Linked DNA regions of Homo sapiens: region 1 is linked to region 2. A link is a contact called in ENCODE Hi-C or POLR2A ChIA-PET data. All regions are on one chromosome and are shown on one strand. Each heading gives the region's core, a stretch centred on a gene start or an enhancer-like site at or near the end of the contact. The rest is flanking DNA. Distances are from core to core; before and after follow the strand shown. Region 1 overlaps BUB1B-PAK6 (BUB1B-PAK6 readthrough). Region 2 overlaps BMF (Bcl2 modifying factor).

Evidence for each region. Hi-C counts contacts between places; a loop is a spot of excess contacts on that map. ChIA-PET counts read pairs that join two places held with the same protein, here RNA polymerase II (POLR2A). Pooled maps may share reads with other maps.
Region 1: a loop to region 2 is called in a pooled map, with 2.0 times the contacts of the local background. The contact joins two enhancer-like sites. A Hi-C loop is called at or near these places in 1 of 168 maps with a recorded cell type or tissue (endothelial cell of hepatic sinusoid) and 1 of 50 pooled maps. POLR2A ChIA-PET finds 5 or more read pairs at or near these places in 9 of 52 experiments (AG04450, MCF 10A, WTC11 and 4 more).

The regions. Positions count from the first base shown.
Region 1 is chr15:40,233,202-40,236,521 of GRCh38, forward strand. The region is part of intron 1 of BUB1B-PAK6 (BUB1B-PAK6 readthrough); the gene reads left to right. All of the region lies in intron 1 of LOC107984763 (a long non-coding RNA gene), which reads right to left. Among named protein-coding and RNA genes, the nearest start is that of PAK6, 4.2 kb to the right of the region's middle. Within about 2 kb of position 1,795, at least 5 of the 41 ENCODE cell types and tissues checked have a DNase peak (open chromatin) inside an H3K27ac peak, as active enhancers do.
Region 2 is chr15:40,101,541-40,104,824 of GRCh38, forward strand. BMF (Bcl2 modifying factor) reads right to left here. Exons shown (of 5, transcript NM_001003940.2): 4 at 2,640-2,800. Among named protein-coding and RNA genes, the nearest start is that of BMF, 5.7 kb to the right of the region's middle. RefSeq lists enhancers at 1,697-2,261, 2,262-2,827. Within about 2 kb of position 1,856, at least 29 of the 41 ENCODE cell types and tissues checked have a DNase peak (open chromatin) inside an H3K27ac peak, as active enhancers do.

The DNA.
Region 1 (3,320 bases), core at 545-3,044, 130 kb after region 2:
AAGTATTTTCACAATTCCATACACCTGTTCCTGGCAAAAAGAATTTCATTCCCTGTTCACTTACTTGAAAACCCCTCTTCTTTTTTTTCGAGAGAGAGGGTCTCACTGTGTTGCCCAGGCTGGAGTGCAATGGCCAAATCTCAGCTCACTGCAGCCTCAACCTCCCACGTAGATGGGACTACAGATGTGCACCACCATGCCTGGCTAATTTTATTTTTTGTGAGACGAGGTCTGTTGCCCAGGCTGGAGTGCAATGGCCAAATCTCAGCTCACTGCAGCCTCAACCTCCCAAGTAGATGGGACTACAGATGTGCACCACCATGCCTGGCTAATTTTATTTTTTGTGAGACGAGGTCTCACTGTTGCCTAGGCTGGTCTCGAATTCCTGGACTCCAGCAATCCTCCCGCCTTGGCCTCCCAAAGTGCCAGGATTAAGGCACGAGCCACCACGCCCAGCCTGAAAACCCGTTTTCCTGAGGGAAAACTGTTCTGGAAGTCAACAGCAGAGTCGCTTGCCAGGGCCACTTCTAATATTGATGAGATTCTGGCCTGTGCTCCCCTCCCTCATATCTTGTGTAGCATTGTGACTAGAGATTGGGTAAAAAGGGAAGACCTTGCCAAATGTTGCCCACCTGCTACCCTCTCCGGCTGTCTGCTGACGTTGGCCACTTGAGTCTCTTGTCACTGACTGTGCCCACCCTTGGCCCCTGCCAGCATCCTCCACACACCTTGCCCACAGGAGGACAGCTGGAGCAGGGCCACAGGGGAGGGCATGCAAGGGACCTATCTGACAAGGCCCTGAAACTTCCTTCCCACTGAGGACCCCAGGACTTGACCTAGTCATCCCCCACTTTGCTGCCAATACTTTGGGAGCAGGCAGATGTCCAGGAAGCGTCTGTTCCTCTGTACCCTCCCTGCCAAGGAAGGAGCTTGAGAAAAATCTCTTGAAGGTAGAGCCCCTGCTTCTGGCCTAGCTCTCCCGGAGGCGCAGGGCTGACGAGTGCCGCCAAGGTAAGACCAGCTCTGGAGTGTGGGATATACAGGCCTTCAGTGGCAACACCTGCTCATTAATCAAGCCCTTCCTTTCCGGAACCTGCCCTGGCTTGGGATGGTGGGAAGGAAGGAGAACAGAATCTGTTCCTCCCTTCCTGGCCCTGCGGTGAGAGGCGCTGACTAGTGTAGGTGGGTGGAGACAGGCCCATCAGAAGGCCTGAGTGAGGCACCCTCTGTACATGCAGCACAAGCGGGTGTGGAGTGTGGGGAAGCATCTAAAGATCTAGAAAAATTTGGCAGCAAAGGAATTTTACCCACACACTGGAGCCCTAGGCTTTGTTTCTAAAAGTTTTTATTATTCTTTAGGAAAACTTGGGAAGCACTAGTTTATGAAAATTTTTAGAACTTCATTGCTACATGGCCTTTCCAAACACATCCCCAGATGGTTTCTTTAAAACCATGCAGTGGGACAAGGTTGATATAAACAGTTGTTCCAGCTGAATCCAACTCACCAAAACGGTGCAGGTGAGGCAAATTACTTTTGAGACTGCAAGTACTGTATATGTCCATTAACAAAAACACAGTAAAAGACTTTAAGAAATTGTAAGGACACTGGCTTGACTGATTCATGCGGCTGCAAATCCCTGGGAGCCAAGATTCAAAGGCAGAAATGTCTGTGGTGACAGCACCACCACTGCCTTTGTCCAAATTACAGATCTGTCACACTCAGAGCTTGCTGCTAGCATGGGGCTGCCGTCGGCAGCAAAGGGAACTTCATGGATCTGTGAGGAGGAACAGCTGAGTTCCTGACTGCCTTTAATTTTCTCTGAGGCTTTGCTGAGTCACCTAATCTCTTGGGGCTGTGGTTTTCTCACCTGTAGAAGGAGGGACAGGGCTGATATCCCTAGAGTGCCTTTCAGCTCTGGGATTCACGCATTCTAAGGAGGGTGGCTAGAGCACAGAACCTCTAAAGATGTTCATTCATTCCTTCAACAAAGTTTACATGAGCACCTGCCATGTGCTAAGCACCAGGGCCGACCACTGGCCCAAAAACACAGGCATCTGCTGGCCTGCCCACTGCAGCAGCAGCCATACCTTTGCAGGCCGGTGGAGCCCCCCTTTCTACAGCCTGTGGAAAAAATGGTTCTAAATTTGCAGATCCTCTCATCAAATCAGGAAGTCAAGAAACATGATAGAATAGAGGAACTGGTCTCAGTTTGCACAGGCCATCAGTTTCACAAGACAGGAATCGAATATCAACAGTGGCTGATTATCACACTCAGGAATTGAAAATAATTAGAAAAAGAGGCAAAGATGCTGTGGCAATCATTGGCTGGTCCCCTTTGGTCTCCAGCACCCATTCCCCTTTGGTTTAGTAACAGCACCCTAACTTTCCTCCCTATATCGTGTGATAACAGAAGCACTCTCTCCAGGATACCCTCCCTGAGAGACAGGCATATGACCTGAGCCAGCCAATCAGACTCCTTCCCTGCAAGGATGCACTAGGTGGACAGCATGGTGGGAGCATCTCTCATCCAGGCAGGGGTGATCTGTGGGACTGCAGTCAGTCCTGTTGCTTAGAGACCCCAGGACTGCCATAGCTTCTGTCCTGGACTTGATTCTCCAGGCTAACAGAGAACCTGACTGATGCAGATTCAGGAGAGCTGGTTTGTTTAGTTCTCAGTTCCTTTCATGAAATGGCTATTATCTCTGCTAGCTACTATAGCAGAAATCTGGAAAACATGATTTTTCTTGATTTATGAAATTGTTGATGTTTCTTCAGGAATTTCCGCCTGCTTCTCATAAACTGGCAGAAACTTAGAAATGTTACATTTCTTAAAGAGAGTCATTGTAATTATTATCTGAATAAGATGATAGTGTTTTGAATTTAACGTAATAAACTCTATCTCCTGCCTTAGTGCCTTCACATCTTCATGTTGCCCCTCCCTCTAACAACATTTCTGAAAATTTGAAAGACATGAAGGAAGAAAAAGTGTTTTCCATATCCCCACATTGCCTTAAAGTGGACTTTGCAGAGGAAAATGTTCAAATATACAAGTTTTAGGTACTCTTCATAGCTCTTGGTTTTCTATTATTAGGGTTTGTTTGTTTGTTTGTTTGTTTGTTTTGAGACTGAGTCTCGCTCTGTTGCCCAGGCTGGAATGCAATGGCACAGTCTGCTCACTGCAATCTCCACCTCCCGGGTTCGAGCAATTCTCCGCCTCAGCCTCCTGAGTAGCTGAGATTACAGGTGCCCACCACCACACCCAGCTAATTTTTGTATTCTTAGTAGAGACGGGGTTTCGCCATGTTGGCCAGGCTGGTCT
Region 2 (3,284 bases), core at 606-3,105:
AGGGAATAGGGAAAGAAGATAAAGGATAAGAATGGAGGAGTGACAACAGTACTTTCTAGATATGAAATCTTAGACTGTAGTTTATATAAGAATCAAGCTTAGAAAATGACTCACTTCTCAAAACCAGCTGCTGAAACGTTCCAGGAGTACCAGTGTTCCACCTGCCTGAAGCCATCACCTTAGCCCTTCCTGCAGGATGAGTTCCTGGTGAAGGTCTATAAGTAGGGTCAGTGGGGAGGAGGGGGTTAAAAGCAAGAAGACTCTGGGGAGAACTGTTTAAGGAGAAGACAAAACCCTGGCTCTTTGTACTGGAAAATTTGGGAAAACCAGCTCTTTGAGCTAGAAAAGGCTCACTGGTCAGCCTCCTACCCTTGTAAGTAAGAAGTAGGTAGATGGCAGGAGGGTAGGGGTACAGGAAACCTGGGAGCCAGTGTGGAGTAAGGTGCAAGGCAGAGGAGACTCTCATGCCTTGCACCTCCACTTTCCTTCTCCCCAGCTTGGGTGGCTCTGGCTAAAAGCACAACACCTTGTCTAAAACTAACCTGTGCATGCAAAGAGGCAGCTCTGAACTGGGAGAAGTGATGCCAACCAGCAAAAAGCAGGGCAAGGCAGGCGCAGTGGCTCACGCCTGTAGTCCCAGCACTTTGGGAGGCCGAGGCAGGTGGATCATCTGAGGTCAGGAGTTCGAGACCAGCCTGGCTGACATGGCGAAACCCCGTCTCCACTAAAAGTACAAAAATTAGCCAGGTGTGGTGGTGCGTGCCTATAATCCCAGCTACTCGGGAGGCTGAGGCAGGAGAATCGCTTGAACTGGGGAGGCAGAGGTTGCAGTGAGCCGAGATCATGCCACTGCACTCCAGCCTGGGCGAAAGAGCCAAAAAAAAAAAAAAAAAAAAAAATCAGGGCCAGACCTTGGGATAAGGGCCTCCTCCTCCTCCTGTTCAGGACCAAGTTAGGAGGGCCCCCAGGACTGTATCCTAGTCCTGTGCCAGGGAGGGCTCCCGGCCTATTCCCAAGCCTATAGAGGCTCACCAGTGGATGGGGGAATATTCTGGGGAATAACTGGTGAAAGAGATCAGATTATTGCAAATGAAGCAAGCTGCCTTCCACGGAGCCCGCTAGATGAGTCTAAAAGAGCCACAGCCACTGTGTCCTCCCATCCTCTCCAGTACCAGGACTGGAAGCTGTGAGCTGGGCTCAGCCGTAGGCCTGTACAACCACGGTGGAGTGAATGGGCAGGAAGGAGGCCAAGAAACTGAAAACAAGAATCAGAGTGAGTCCACACATGGACTGAAGGGGAAACTCGAAGCCAAGTTTCCACCAAATAATCAAAGGAGAGAGTAAGAACTGGAGCTTAGATCTATTATCTAAGCATAGGGCCACCCTCCCTTCCTGATCACTAAGGGACTGGGAGGACTTACCAGGCCCAGACCTGGCCCCAAACTGTCCTTAGAACTCCTTGGCAGAGGGCACTAACCATATGTAACCCGCAATGTCCTGTTCTTAGGAAAGCCAAGGTCAATTCCTCTTCCCCTGGCACTGGTAATGGTTTGACCCTTAAGTCAACCTACCAATAGCTCTCCTCCGACCACCTGAAGCTACCCTTCTAACCTCGGAGTCTGCCCAGTCATGGTCAAGCTATTTATTCCCTTGATTTCCTCGCAGTCAGACACACAAACACACATTCAGAGCCAGCTGGGCTGGGGACACAGTCCCAGAAGTACAGAATGTGTTCGCTTCCAGGTGGCATGCCTGTGCTTCAGCTGTGGCTGTACCAGCACGGATGCAGCCTCAGGCTCCTCTCCCAGCCTTGGCAGCCATCCAGAAAGCCAGCCCGAAGAGGAAGGGTTAAGTGCCTGGGGACCCAGCCCAGACAGCGGCTGCTGGAACAGGGAAGGCAGCCTCCAGGCCATGGCACAGAGGGCTCCTCCAGCACGAGCCTGCCAGCCGCCGCCTTTGTTGATGGACTCTGCCACATGCTCGGCTGACACGTGATGCCCCGCCCTGGCGGGGCTGGTGCCAGGCTGCCGGCCAAGCGCCCGGCTGAGCGCCCGGCTGGCCGCCGGTCTGGGGAGCCTCTCCGAGGTACACTCTCCGGAGTCCCAGACCCTGGTTCCCAGACAGAGACAGTGAGGAGCGGCCTCCCCAGCTGGAAAGTGTCAGGTTTCAACCGGTTCCACCACTTTCCCCAACTCAGGCCCCATCCCTTGGCCTGGTTACCCGTTTCCCACTGTACCTTAGCCAGGCACCCCCCAACTGCCCAGTTTCATTGCAGCACCCGGAAAATCTTCCTCTTAGGTCCGTGAGGGGCAACCCCTCAGCCACGGCCATAAGAAGAGACAGGTTGTCAAGCAGAGCTGCAGAAAGCCATCCTATTCCCAGACTGTAGCCTCTCCCGAGAGGGCTCTTATGGAACATGAATTGAGACTGGGCAGTTAACCAATGTGGAGCTCAGAGATGAGGGCAAGATGCTTAGCCAGTTAGGCCCCTCCTGCCCATGGGAACCGCCATAACCAAAACTCTGGGACAATATCCTTGAGGTCTGGCAGAGACAGAGTTGCTGACAAGAGGAGAGAGGCAGGCCCTGGCCCCCAAGCCCCAGCAGACTCAACCCTCCTCCCCTAAACCCCCGTGCCTACTTGCTGCACATGAAGCCGGTGGAACTGGTCTGCAATGCACTGAAGCTTTCGGGCAATCTGTACCTCTGCTTGATGTTGCCACTGCCCTTCGGGGGGCTGCTCCCCAATGGGCAAGACTGCTGGGAAACTGGCAGGGAGAGGAAGCCGATAGCCAGCATTGCCTGCAAAGATAGAGGATCCACATCTCAGCATTCTCCACAACTGCTCCAACCTCCCTACGCCTGCCTGACCTGGCCAAGATTGGAGGCTGAGGGTAAATCCTCATATGAGAAAGGATAGGAGCCAGCCTGCCTCTATTGGAGCACTCTGCCAAGCTTGGACAGCCTGCTGCCCAAGTGCATAAAAGTTGCAGAACAGAAAGAATGGCCCCAGCCTTCTCTTCGCTTCTCCATTCACTGACAGTGCCATGACAAAGGGCAGGTGGTAACGTGTGCAGGCGAACATGCCAGCCTTCCGTCCTTATTTATCAAGCTACCCTTAACCACAGTTGGTTATTCACGTAGTAGCAGGTTGAAGCTCTTCTCTGGAAAAGCACTGGAGGTAGCTCTCCAGTTTCTGGGTTGAGCAAAGTAAGAGGCAGAGCAAGAAAAAATCAAAAAGTGTCTTCACTTTTTTAGTGCAGTAGAGTAAGGCTGGTCTCCCGAA